2 separate regions of the Homo sapiens genome follow, and region 2 is linked to region 1. A link is a contact called in ENCODE Hi-C or POLR2A ChIA-PET data. All regions are on one chromosome and are shown on one strand. The core of a region is the stretch at or near the end of the contact, and the rest is flanking DNA. Distances in the headings are between cores, read along the strand shown.

Evidence for each region. Hi-C counts contacts between places; a loop is a spot of excess contacts on that map. ChIA-PET counts read pairs that join two places held with the same protein, here RNA polymerase II (POLR2A). Pooled maps may share reads with other maps.
Region 2: a pooled map of gastrocnemius medialis shows a loop between it and region 1 (5-fold over the local background). The contact joins the promoter of THSD4-AS2 here to the enhancer-like site in region 1. A Hi-C loop is called at or near these places in 5 of 168 maps with a recorded cell type or tissue (Right ventricle myocardium inferior, aorta, cardiac septum and 1 more) and 4 of 50 pooled maps. POLR2A ChIA-PET finds 5 or more read pairs at or near these places in 2 of 52 experiments (AG04450 and activated CD4-positive, alpha-beta T cell).

The regions. Positions count from the first base shown.
Region 1 is chr15:71,651,009-71,658,421 of GRCh38, reverse strand. The region is part of intron 7 of THSD4 (thrombospondin type 1 domain containing 4); the gene reads right to left. Among named protein-coding and RNA genes, the nearest start is that of THSD4-AS2, 37 kb to the left of the region's middle. RefSeq lists an enhancer at 1,682-2,881. Within about 2 kb of position 3,481, at least 3 of the 41 ENCODE cell types and tissues checked have a DNase peak (open chromatin) inside an H3K27ac peak, as active enhancers do.
Region 2 is chr15:71,688,306-71,695,299 of GRCh38, reverse strand. THSD4-AS2 (THSD4 antisense RNA 2) reads left to right here and starts at 3,761. Exons shown (of 3, transcript NR_120346.1): 1 at 3,761-3,934; 2 at 4,530-4,640; 3 at 4,746-6,599. The region is part of intron 8 of THSD4 (thrombospondin type 1 domain containing 4); the gene reads right to left.

The sequences.
Region 1 (7,413 bases), core at 2,232-4,731:
CCTCCAGTCTGTTGCTGCTACCCCTGGACTCGACTTGTCCAGACTGAGCTCATTCTCATAGGGGTCCTTCTGTTAAAGGGAACAATGTGTACACAGGTAGGAAAGAACACAGAATGACACGGCTGAAGTGCAAGCCTGCTGGGAGGGATAATACGAGGCTGGAGAGTTCAGCGGAACTTGTCAAGAATCTTGTTTGCCAGATTGAAGAATTAGATTTTCATCCTATGGCATCAGCAACCCCCAGATGTCTGGAGAAGGGGAGAGCCATGCTCAGACTTGCTTTTCGGTGGTAACAATGACTGCAGTGTGGAGCGGGCCTTACCTAGAGTGGAGACAATGAACCGTCCAGTGAGTCCCTCTCCTGTAACTAGGGTGTCAGAGATATTTCAAGAATGAATGAGAGTCGCCAAAGATGGGACAGACGTCACATTAATCACATTAATCCTCAGCCCCAGCCCAGTTAGAATGGAACTATCACAAGGAAATTACACTAGCATGGATAGCTTCAGATAACCACAGACACAGACAAAATGTTATTTGATCTTGTGAATCAGACATTATATGAAAATGCTCTGCACAGTTTGATGGACACACCCCCACCAGATTTCCTGCAGAGCATGGTTGCTCTGGATCAATCTAGACATGGGAAGGAAAGGCTGCAAGAGTTTTTCCTGGTAGATGTCGAAGTAGCCTGGAGGTTGGTTTCAGTGAAGCATGCGGCTGCACAAGGATGCCAAGAACTAAAGGTGACAGCCTGTCTACCGGGAGCCATGATCAATAGCTTCCTTAGAACATACTAGGAGCACTCTTCAGTGTTCTAGTGGCTACCCAGGCCTCTAAGAGACTGAGTTCCCATGGAGTTACCAAATATCTCTCCTTTACTTCACAAAGCAAGAGGGACAACTCCAGAATGAGAACTAGGCAGACAACACATATTCAAGACCTTAATATTTAGCTGAGGCCAAGGGCAAATTACACACATGACAACTGTCCCTTCTCCTGCACAGGGCTGTTGTGAAGATCAGATGATGTAATGAGGGAAGAATTGGACTAGATGTCTAGGAGGGCATGGCTGGGGAATGACCTCTGGACTAGGATCTGAATGACATGAAGGACCTGCCATGACAAGATCGAAACACGTAAAGATGCATTTCATCACTGATATTGTTGAGTGACTACACTGAAAAGGCTGCCTGGAAAATCCCAAGCTGAATCAGACACAGGTCCTGACTTTGGGAATCTGAGTCTAACAGGAGCAATCAGACATACACATAGAGAATCACAAGCTATCAGGCCATGAGGAACGCTTGCATGCTCTATGTCGTGCTGGACAGGATCAAATCTCCTTTAGAAAGTCGATAATTAACAATTGGGTACATAAAGTCTGGAGGATGTTGCAATATCCCAGCCTGAATGAGGGGACTGGGGATGGCGTGAAGGGATTTGAGAGATGCTTAGGATGCAAAATGAACAGGCCTTTCTGACTGTCCTCATCCTCCTCCTTGCCATCTTCCTCAACATTATCATGTCTAACATTTACAGTCTTTACTATCTTCTAGGTCCTCGGAAACATATATGTTTTTCCATTTAATCCTAAAAAGCCATCTGTGAGATTGCTGAAATTTATAGGAAACTAAGACTTAGAAGACAGGTTAATTTGCCCAAGGCTAAAATGCTAATAATAGATAGAGCTTGGATTTAAAGCAAGGCCCCAAATCAAAGTCCATGTTTTTAACCATTAGGTAAAAGTCGGAGGTCAAAGGATCGGAGGTCGTGTTGAGGGTTCTAGCTTTGTTGAAGGAGTAGATCGTGACAGTGACCTAGGTGCAGAGGAACAAGTTCAAAGCATAGTTACCATGAAGCCTGGAGAGGGCCTGGCCTAGAAGTGACTCTGGCTTTCTCCTCTTGCAGGATTAAGAGGGACCAACCCCATTATGTATCTCTCTTACACTGGCTCTTTTAACATTATACTTTATACACAGTGTGTGAATACATATTCTAGCCCATCTTCCTGTTGCATTACTTTCTTATTGTTATAATGTTTTATTTTGAAATAGTGTAAGACTCATAAGAAGTTTAAAATGAGCGCAGAGAGTTTCGGTGGTCTTTCACCCAGCTTTCCCTAACGATAATATCTTACATAACCAAAGCACTTTGTCAAAACCATGTATGCCATTGACAGCAGTATACTACTATTAACTTAAGAATAGGCCTTGTTTGTATTTGTTATCTTTTAGATGCACTTTTTTTGATGTTTCATGAACTATTATCACATGTATAGATTACGTGCTATGACTTTCTTTAAAGCAGCCGATAGTCTCCTCCAAAACACAGCTGTATAATCATTAGGTATAATCACTAGCTGATGTCATTTATCAGGAAAAACAGTTTGGAATAATGGAAAGAATGTTGGGCTGCAAACCAGAAAACCTGGGGTGCAGTCCTGGCCCAGTCCCTGGCTTGTTGTGTGATGCTGGATTGGTCACTTCTCTTTGAGGTAGGTGCTGAAAACATTTCCACCACCATCCAGATCTTCTTCCCAAGGACAGTGTTCAGAAACGAATCTGGCTTGAATTCTGGTTTGTGTATCAGGAGGCTGATCAATTGGTCGCTGATAGGGACGACTTAGTGCTGACCTATGTCTAGACTCTTTCCGAGGCACCACTGCTTTGGGTGGGCAGGAGAATATGCGTTCTTGTGCTGTCTCTGCTGCTGACGAGTGCTGTATCTTTGGACATTTTGATGAGCTGTTCTGAGCCCTGGGATTTTTTTTCTGCCTGGATGGGGATGGAGCAGCTACCCCTTAGGACTGTTGGGAAAATCAAATGAGGCAAACATAGAATGTAATTAGCAGAATTCTGCAATATGGTGGCTTCTCAGAAAATGCTGGGTTTTGTCATCTTTGTCTTTATGTATTTTATTTTGTCTGAAGTCTATTCACTTTTAAGTAAATCTCATCATCATACAACCACCCGGACCCACCCGTACTTCTGTAACACTTTCTACTACTTCTTAGTCAGAAATATTTTCTTCTTCATTTGGTGAAATTCAGAAAACTTTGAAGTGCAAAAAACAAAACAAAACAAAATCGGCCAAGGTTCACCATAAAGTCAAGACACCTCATACAGCTTCTACATTCTCACTGCTCAAACGGTACCTGTCGAAAAAGGCCAGAAAGAACATCTACTCTCTGATCTACCTTTATTTTATGTTTCTTGCTCATCGTGTACTGCTGTTCAGAATAGATATTTCTTGCTGTTACAAAGACCAGTGGATAACCATCAGATGTCCTTTGTATTTTTTCCAGTGATTTCTGCAACACGTTGTAGGAAAATTTTACACATCGCAAGCCATCACAGGAGAAATTGCTCAAGAATTACCCCCAATTGTGTGCCAAAATTAACCTGAATGAAATTTCCTGAGGGAAATGAGCAATCTGGATGACATATTTGGAGGTGAATTTCACAGGGAGGAGGCCTCTGTCCTTCACAGCAGGGTAGGCTGGTGCCAGGCATTCAGATAGTGGAGGTCCTGATTCCCTAATGGGAAGCAGATGTGTCTGTGTGTGCTCAGTAAACACATGAGATAGGGTAACCTCAACTGTTTGGCTAGATGACCCCCACAGGTAAAACAGCGTGCCTTAATAATCATGCTGGTAGAACAGTATGGGAGAATATTAAAATGATTAGTAGCTGACACCAATTTACTTATATTTACGGTGAGCTAATTCGTGGAAATGCATATGGATGCCAAAACGTTTATTCATGACATTCTGTTGAAAGAAATCCTTTGTATATGATAAATATCTTCCTGTTATTACTGTTAGGCATGTAGATCAATACCACCTTCCTGGAAAGCAATTTAGCAATATAGACCGTTTGATCCAGTAAATTCTTCTTCTAGGAATTTATGCCAGGAAATAAGAAATCAGGCCAACAGTTTCTGTATGAAGGGCTCATCACAGTATTGTTAATAAAAAATTGGAAACATCCTAAATGTTCAACATAAGGAAACAGTTAATCTATTCTGGGTGGATCTTTTTCCAGTTGTTATTCTCATTAAAATCTTCTAACACTTATGCCTGTAAAACTGACCTTCGATATAGTTCAGTAAATGTTTCCTGAGCCAACTTCAACTACGTGCCAATTCAGTGGTAGGCAGCGGAGACATGAAGGTAAAACAAACAAGGTTCCTATTTACAGTCTAAATCAGGGGTCAGCAAACTGTAGCTAGTAGGCCAAATCTGGCTCACAACCTGTTTTTATAAATAAAGATTTATTAGAACACAAACACTCCCATTTGTTTAGTTATTGTCTATGGCTGCTTTTGTGCTGCAACAGCAGATTAAGTAGTTGCAACACAAACAGGAAAGTCGACAAAGCCTAAAATATTTAGATCTGGCCCTTTACAGAAAAAAATTGCCAATCCCTGGTCTAAATTGAAAGTCAGACACAATCAAATCACTTCAATATTGTTTGTAAATGTCGAGTCCTGTGCAGCCAAAACCAAGGCTCAGGTAGATGCTTCCAAATCTACCCCTGACTGCCCTCATCCTGTATCATATACACCCACTTGATTTGTTCCAAAGTGACTCAATTGTAAAACAGAAGGCAGAGAGTTGTCTTCTACCACAGTAGTCTTCAACTTTTTTAAGTAGAAAAAAATATACTTCAAAAATAAAATCTCATGTGGAAATCCAAAGCTCCACTATGCAAAATGAGAAGAGCAGAACTGCTTTGGTTGAAGGACTGTCAGGGTTTAGAAACCTAGCTTCTCATCCTCCTGCCTGCTCTTCTTCCTCAAGGTGAGGGCTTCTCAACTCCAGCTCTACTGATGTTTTGGTCCTGAAAGGTCTTTCTTATGGGGGTTGCCTTATGCATTGTAGGATGTTTAGCAGCATCCTTGGCTTCTACCCACCAGATGCCAGGAGCATCCCTCTCAGTGTGACAAACAAAAATGTCTCCAGACATTGCCAAATGTTCCCCATGGGAGCAAAATCACCCTCAGTTGAGAATCACTGCTCTTTATTCCAAAGCTCATGGGACACCGAGGAGCACATGACAGATTCCCCAGAAAGCTTTAAAATGATGGTAGTTCCACAGAAGTGCACAAACAGCCTTTGTAAATGTCAGAGAAGCTAATAAGCAAAGAACACTTAATTATCCAGTTTCCAAAAATAGTTCCTTACTGCTATCAAACCTTCTCGAGTTCTTTAAGATTGCCTCTTGGCTTAGCTTCAGCAGGAGTATCATTATGTATTGCAAAGAGCACAGTACCTGCGACTTGGTAGGTGTTTAATAAGCGTTTGTTGAATGAAAGAGCAGCTGGTTGAAGAATCAAAAGATCAAAGTTACAGGACCAACCTGCTCTTCGAACTGGCTCATCTCTAAGGTCCCTTCTGGTGCCAAAATTTTTCTTTTAAAAAGAGATACAGCCCTGATATGAAGAATCCTGCCATGTTTAAAGGGAGGGAAATTTGCTGTATATACACAAAATTAAATTGGAAACAGGAATCAATGAAGATCAAATTGACGATGCCATTCATTTGAAGAGAAGAAATGGTCCATGGCATAAAAGGTATTTTGGCTTCCTAAATGAAAGCAATTGTAAAACGAGCGATCTGGTTTTAATCAAGCTTATGGCTGTCACTTTTCAGTACCTCATCCTAGTTCATAATAGGATAGCATCTTATCAAGGGACTCAACTGGAAGAAAATGTTGGCGCTCTTGTAGGATAAAACTGGGTAAGAATCAACTGCAGCTATGTTTACAAATCTGAAGAAAGGAGTCCCGAGAGGTAAACATATCATATTCTGTAAGATAATTACCACCTCCCCCAATTCCAACAAGGGTCATCGTTCTCTGGAGGGTGGGGATATCCCAAACTCTAAAATTCTAATGCTTTACTTTCATAATTTTCCTCCTCCATGGATTGAAATGGGGGAAGGAGGAGAGAGGCCTGAAATAGCTTTTGACAGTGATAATTGCTCTATTATAAAAGTAAGGTAACCATATTTTTGTATAGAATACTAGAAACCTCTAGACTTTCACTTTACTTTTAATGTGTAGAGCCGTATGGTGAATTGTGTTTAAAGAGATCATAATATGTCTGGCCAGATTTTATTGTAATTTTTTAGTGTCTCAGGAGGGGCTGGCAGCAGGAAAAAACCACGTGGGATGGGTCTGTTAGAAGCTGTGGTTTGGGGCTGATAAGGGGTCAAGACTAGGAAGTTCCTTGCAGAATGGAGCAGAGAGACACTGCCTACACCCTATAAGGCAGAGTTCTGGAGGCTAGATTATCAGCAAAAAGGCAATAGTGAGTTGGGTTGATGAACTCTGATCCAGGATGGAGGTTGCTTGCACACTGGCCTGATTTACAGGGCCTCCTGAGCGCAGATGGCCTGTGTCTACCAATGCAGGTCCCCAGAAGGCTCTCACGGGACCGTCCCCATGGCCAGAAGGCAATGATGGAGATTCACGCCGGCATCTTTGTCATTTCCTTAACACACAGCCAAATGTGCCTGTTTGCATTTTTCTCCACAAGATGGCACCTCTAAGCCTTTGCAAGAGGGTACTTACCTAAACAACTAGTTTAAGTACAAGAAGCAGTGATCCAACATTAACAAAAACAATGACTGTTGAGAAACACAAGAAGGGTGGACCCAGAGATGCAGGCTGACTGCATATTTACTGTGCTCTTATGTGCAAGTTTCTGCCATGTTGTTAAGGCATGATTTCATTTCTTAAAATTTTTTTGGAACATCAAAAAAAAAAAGGTGGGTGAAATATTCAAATCTTGTATTTCCAAAATGTTCAAGAAAAATGCTTTAAAATCTGTGTAAATGAGTTACAACATTGGGGAATATATAGGCTTCTTAGCTATCATTGGGCCATCTCCAGGGACGGCTGAGAGGACTGACTGGGTGAGTGGGACGAGATGATGAGAGAAAAGGCTGGCAACGAAAGTGTGGGATCTTAAATCCGAAGACTCTTGAGTGGGAAATGGCAGGCTGAAGAGCTCTTTTCAGAAGATGTCTGGCAAACACGGGCAATGGACTGGAGATGGAAGAGACTGGAGACTGGGACACACACAGACAACTGCATTAAGATGGGCACAAAGTGATGGAGGCCTGGACCAGAGAGATGAAATTAGAATGGAGGGCAAGGGCCCACCAACATCACGCTGAAGGAATGGCCAACTGGACTGAAGATGGATGTTCTACCAAAGGTGGAGTAAGGAAGACCAAGGTTCCTGGCCTGACAACCTGAAAGAATACTAGTGTTCTTGAGGCAGAAACTCCACTGGGGGGCAGGCCTTTGATGGAGCCATCTTACAGCAAGGGTCTGAGCATAGATCTTGATACTCATTAATTCATTCATCGAATTTAGTTATAATAATTCTCTCTCTCCCATT
Region 2 (6,994 bases), core at 2,512-5,011, 37 kb before region 1:
AGATTAGAGAGGCTTAAAGGACCTAATTTAAAATGGGCCAGGTTAAACCAGAATGCCTAGGGATGCACACTTGGGTTATACAATTATAAAGAAATGCAAGGAAATGATTTCTCTAAAAGTCAAGAGAGGAAGAGAGGGAGCAAAGATTGGGACACAGCCTGTGGAAGGGCCTCTGGGGACTAGCAGAGTTCTAGTTCTTCCCCTTGTAATAGCTCATTAAGCTATATGCGTATTCCGTGGGAGGTTTTGGAAAGAGGGCCGTGAGGAGACAGAATGAGATGTGAATTCAAGGGGCACAGAAGGCAAACTTCAAATTAAGAGAGAGCCAGGGCCATCACATGCACTGCTGGTTCCTCGGCACACCTCTCCATCTCCTGTGGGCTGCTGCACTTAGGACCATCCTGGTGGCCAGGTGCACACGACTCCAGGTGGATACAGGGGAGTGTTCTGGGTGGTTTGCTGTGGTCCTGTGGGGTCTAGTGTGGTGGTCTTCAGTGCTATCAAGGGGCTATGGACTGTCTCAGAGTTGTACTTCAGGCTTCTCCTGACAAAGCTACACAGAGTTATAACAGCATGTCCTGAAAATTTCAGTTCAGTTCCTGGTATCTGTACTTTTTCTTGGGACATCATAATATGGGCAGCAATCGCTGGATTTCTTGTTTTTAACAGTTCTTTTGTTTGGAAGCAGAATTTTTCACTCAGTTAAAATCTGAAATAACACATTATTTCTTACAATTGCATATGAATTCCCAATTATTTCAATAAAAATTTCAATTAAACTATACACAGAAATGAAAAGTTAAATTGCCAGGCAACTTGCTGCACAACTGGAAGGAAAATGTATAATCCTTGCAAAAGCTTAACCATGTTAAAAGAAAATATGTTGACCCAGAGTCATACTTGAAAGATGCCAGACCTTTATTAAAAGTCATCAGAGACAGCAGATCTTAGAGGCAAGTGAAAAATGCTAACCAGGTCCAAATCTATATTTTGGGATAAAATAGATTATAAAGAGAAAGAAACTGAAAGAAGAGAAATCCAAGTATTCTGAATCAGATGAACCAACCATGACATTACAAGAAGGATAAAGCCACCAGAACATAGATGGAAATCCATTCCATCTCTCATGGTTTTTCCAAATAGAGGATCTGACCAAGACCATTTCTCACATGGTTTCCACCAAAGGGTCCACCTTCATCTGAGAGGAGATCTTTATGCTCACCTCTGCTCAACCTCCAACCTTGACACTGGCTTTTCTTTCTTTCTTTCTTTCTTTTTTTTTTTTGAGACAGGGTCTCACTCTGTCATCCAGGCCTGAGTGCAGTGGTATATGATTCTGTTCTCATGCTGCTAATAAAGACAGATGTGAGACTGGGTAATTTATAAAGGAAACAGGCTTAATGGACTCATAGTTCCACATAGCTGGGGAAGCCTCACAATCATGGCAGGAGATGAAGGAAGAGCAAAGGGATGTCTTACATGGTGGCAGGCGAGAGAGTAGGAGCCAAGTGAAAGGCGAAACCCCTTAGAAAATCATCAAATCTCGGGAGACTTGTTCATTACCATGAGAACAGCATAGGGGAAACCGCCTCCATGATTCAATTATCTCCCACTGGGTCTCTCCTACAACCCATGGGAATTATGGGAGCTACAATTCAAGGTGAGATTTGGGTGGAGACACAGCCAAACCATATCAAGTGGTGAGATCATGGCTCACTGCAACCTCCTGGGCTCAAAGCCATCCTCTCACCTCAGCCTCCAAGTAGCTGGGACTACCGGTGTGCACTACAACACCTGGCTAATTTTTGTATTTTTTGTACAGACCAGGTTTCATCATGTGGACCAAGCTGGTCTTGAACTCCTGGGCTCAAGCAATCTGCCCACCTTGGCCTCCCAAAGTGCTGGGATTACAGGTGTGAGCCACCAAGCCCAGTTGGCTTTGTTTCTTTATCCACCAATTTAGGATCCTTGCTGCTACTGGATCTAAAGAGACAGATCATGAGACTTGGACCTCCTTTTCCTTCTGCCTCACCAGAAAGAATGTATGGATCACCCCAGGATGCTTCCTGCTAAGAGGTTTTTGTGGCCTTACACATCCTTTGATAGCAATGAAAAATGTCTGTCTACTAAAAGGTTTTCCTGATTTTCCTTTCCCATAGGCTAGGTTTCCCCCCACCCTCCCCACATCCTGAAATTATTGAGCTAACATCAGGGTTGATTTCATCTTCAAACGAACCTATCACTAAACATTCAGAACCATAGCAAGAAATTTGAGACCTTTTTATCTCCCTTTAAAAGCAATTTGGACTTCACTCTCATCTGTTTAGGAAACTGCTCTTCCTTAAGTTATTATTCTTTGCCCACTTGGAAGTTTTATGGAATTGTAATTTCAGGAGACTGACTTGTAAATCGTTTCTTTAAATACTTAAAAGCTAGCTTTAAACATTAAAATATGACCTCGGTCAGCATTTCCCCAAATTGTCTTCCCTGGAACATGAGTCCCTTCAGAGGACAGCGCTTCTTATTACCAGGAACACAGCCAGCAGACGTCATCTGCAGCACCTTGGTGCCACTCTCTGCCTCCCCACTTTCTCCTGCTGCTTCCCTTTAAGTACCCTCAGAGGTCAGAGCGACACTCCAACTCAGAGATCTCCTAGTTAACTCCATCAAGCACAGAGGAGGAGACACAGAGTTGAACAACTTGAGAGTTGGGCTCTGGTGGCTAAGCTGAGGTCACCCTGGCCAGCTCCTGACCTACAGTTTACTGGTAGCTCCCTGTACACTGCAGAGCTAAATCTTCCAACTCGGTGAATGAAACAAAACAAAAAACAAAACAAAACAAAAACAAAAAATCTACAGTGGAAGAATATATGTCCTGCCATAAAGTACAGCTTTGACTCTGGCTAAATCACCTTGGCATCTAACAACATAAAAGTGGGGAAAAAAGTCCTCTCGTGTTTTGAGGGATGCTCTGGAATCATAGTTCCAGCCAGATGACCTCATAAGCTATGTAATTCTTGAAACCCATAGCAGCAGTTCAGTTTAGAATAATAGAAACATTGAAATTAACTCATCTTTAACGTACACGTGCACATACACCCACGTCTCCTTTATCAGTCTGTGCCTAGATGTTCTGGAACACTCCTTTGTATATATTAATGTCCTGGTATTTTGTTACTCTTAAACTAATTACATGGGAAGCTAGCCAGATGGAGGCTCTGGTCATTTGGATAGAGAACACACCCATGTGATTACTTGTTACTTTTGGTGAACGTCCCAGCTGGAATGTTGTTATCCCTCCCAGAGAGGTTAAACATTCCAGCCCAACCACACTGCTGTGTTTGGCTACTTGAGGTTTCCACCTGGACGGCTTGATCTTCGGGAATCTTGATTCTAGTTTCATTCTCATTCCCCTGGGGATACGCTATGCCAATCTCTCATGTATTCGCCATGTCCAGCTGCCTGGAGTCCATCTGAGCCTCCCAGCAATGGTTCACTAGGGATCCCCAGGGCAAGGCAGTCCTGTGCTAGACAAGGGAGAGAATGTCAATCTCTCTCACACCCTAAAAAAAGAGAAACACTTCCCAGGGGAGGGAAGAAAAGGCACAGTTCAACTCATCATTACTAAAAGAGACCATGTGTTGAGAGCTGACTGCATGCCAGGTAATCAACCAGGAGTACATTCTGTAGTTTAATCCTGTAATGATTCCTGCTTTAGAGCATAAAGGTCAGAGAAATGAAACAATCTGAGCAAGGCTGTGAAGCCAGAAAGTGATGGCACTGCCTCACTCAGCTCTGCCTCGATCCAACGTCTGTGCTCCTTCCCGTCCAGACAAGCTGCTCCTTAACGATCAGCTAACACCTGAACAGGCATGGTCTCCAGCCAGGTGAAGTCCCTGCCTTGAGTAGCAGGATGTGTTGATGATAAAGGAAGGTGAGTGTATTCTTTTCCTATTTGCTGTTGTAACAAATCACCATTCACTTAGTGGCTTAAAGCAACATAAATGTATTATCTTGCAGTTCTGGAGGTCAGAAGTCTGAAATGGATTTTGCTGGGCTAAAATCAAGGAGTTGGCAGGGCTGTGTTCCTTTACGGAAGCTTTAGGGGAAAAATTGTTTCCTTGCCTTTCCAGCTGCTAGAGTTGTATTTCTTGCACTCCTTAGTTTGTGGCCCCTTCCTTCATCTGCAAAGCCCGCAGTTCAGCCTCTTCAAATCTCTTCCTGACTCAACTCTTCGTCCTGCCCCTTCTACCTAGAAGGACCCTTGTGGTTACACTGGACTCACCTGGATAATCCAGGGTAATCTTTCCATCACAAGGGTCTTCATTAGGACCTTAATTCCATCTGTAACATTAATTCCCCTTTGCCATGTGATATGGTTTGGCTGTATTCCCATCCAAATCTCATCTTGAATTCTCACATGTTGTGGAAGGGACCTTGTGGGAGGTAATTGAATCATGGGGGCAGGTCTTTGCCATGCTGTTCTCATGACAGTGAATAAGTCTCACAAGATCTGATGGTTTTATAAGGAGGAGTTTCCCTGCACAACCTTTTTTTGCCTGCTGCCATCCATGTAAGATGTGACTTGCTCCTCCTTGCCTTCTGCCATGATTGTGAGGCCTCCCCAACCACATGAAACTGTAAGTCATTAAACTTCTTTCTTTTGTAAATTGCCCAGTCTAGGAGATGTCTTTATCAGCAGTGTGAAATGGACTAATACACCATGTAACTTAACATGTTCACAGGTTCTCGGGAGTAGGCTGTGGACAACTTTGGGGGGCCATTATTCTGTCTACCATAGTGAGTATCAGTAAGACTCGGTCCTCCTTGCCATCTCAGGTCCCCACGCCCCAGTCAGGCATGTATACTGACTCTTGGCTCCTACTCTGCTAGACGACCTTGTGACTATCTAGAAGTACAGACTCAGGCACCATCCCAGGAGGTGGGGAGTGGCAGCTGCAGCTGCATGCCACAAGGACCCCAGATTCTCAGCAAGGATTCTGGGCTTTTGTGATTCCGAAGAAAGAGCCAGCAACACCAAAGAGGACAGTTCCACCAAAAGATCTTAAAAAATGTAAGGCTCAGGCAATTACCCATTAATCACAAAACCTCAATACAACTCCAGGGCCAGAGCCAAAGGCAAGGATGGCCCTTCTGCAAAGATCACTCTGGCTGAAATTTGACTTATTTTTCCACCAAAGATTGACTTTGATGCTTAATTGAATCTGATTCCACTGGGATAAAAAATCTTAATTGGAGAAGAGTTTGGGGGCATTTACTCTATTTCATGCATCACCAGTGGGAAGTTTGAAGCGGCATATTTTGGTTAAATATCAAGGACTTTTGAAGAGCAAGACCTGTTCAGGGTTGAAGAGGTTGCCTCATGAAAAAGTCAGCTCTAAGCCTCCACTCACGTTCAGGGACGGGGAAGAACACCCAAACAGGTTGCTCCAGAAAGGATTCTGGACTCAGAACCCAAACTGGAGGGAAATAACACCCGAGGAATCTCTTCCATTGTCCAGAAGAGGTGCTGGCACTTTCATGTGTACATCTTCTCAATCCCCATGATCTCAATGAGGGTGATGGTATCAGTTCCATTTTATGGATGCAGAAACTGAGGTGATGCACGCAGTCTTGCCCCAAGTGACAAATCTCATCCAGCACAGAGCTAGGAGGATGGTGTAGGTCTTTTTCTATCCCACACACCTCTCTGGTTAGGCGTGAAGCCTGGAGGAACTTGGCTCTCCTTTGTGGGTTACTGATTTTATGACAGCACTGAGGGGGAAGGCTTATTCTGTATATGGAGGCAGCTTTATACAACATGATCTCCTTTCATCCTCTCTACCTTCCTCTTATCCTCACTTTATATGTGAGGAGAAAGGAGAGTCACAGAGTTCAAATAACAATGCTCAAGATCAGAGCTGCTCAGTGGCAGACACAGAATTCAGAGCCTGACTTGAGGCTCCATGTCTGGGACTCTCTCCCCTGCCCCTTCACAGACGCTGCTTCCGGAAGCCCAGAGCTACTGAGCATCCGAGGAACCAGGTGGTGGCTCCCAGAGCAGAGAGGCCACACCAGGTTCAAAATCCATCCTTGGTCTGACTTTTTGAGGGTTAAAAACACTTCGTAGAAATTTCCAGTAGAATTATTAGTATATCTTGGTCACATTTTAGATAAACCATCTTTCAGAATCTCATTGAGGAGGAAGTAAACTGAAGAGCTCTACAGGGCCTTATGGATACAGTTGCAGAGTGTGGGGATCCCTGGCTCTTGCCTGCCAGCCAAAGATGGACAAAAGGCGTTCCTGAGCTTTATCTCATGGGCCGGGATGGAGAGGAGGCAGGGAAATGGCCTTGCCCAGGAGGAGAACCATATGCACGTGGTTCTGGAACATCTGTCATAGTGGGGAATGAAAATGTCAAAGTAAGCAAATAATTGAAAAAGAAAAAAACACTGGCAGGGGGTGATTATTCCAAGATGTTAACATTTTGCCCTCAAACACAGGTTTTAGAAAATTACAGGCACCTCTCTCTCTTCTCTCTCTTGCTCTGTCACAGACACACACACACACACACACACACACACACACACAGAGATACAAAACAAAAAAAAACCTCAACAACAAAAAAGAAAAAAACAAAACAAAACAATGAAGATGATTAAACAGGGAACCTAATAGAAGAATGTTACTATTTTTAATTACAGAGGATTTAATTTCCCTTTTTCATCTATTATTTTTGCAAATAAGCTTCTCATCTAGGCTGGAACTGATTATGAAAGGTTGGGAAAATATTTCATTAACTGGAGTAACAACAGTTTTACACATTAGCATTTTACTTTTCATTTTTATGAATCAAATGGAATACGGAGTCTCTTAAAAAATTAGGACACAATTCACAATATGACATCAGGATTAATTCACTGGAGCATGTAAATGCACTCATGTTTAGGGTGAAGTCTGGGTCCCAGTGATGACTAATTCTACACAAGCTCT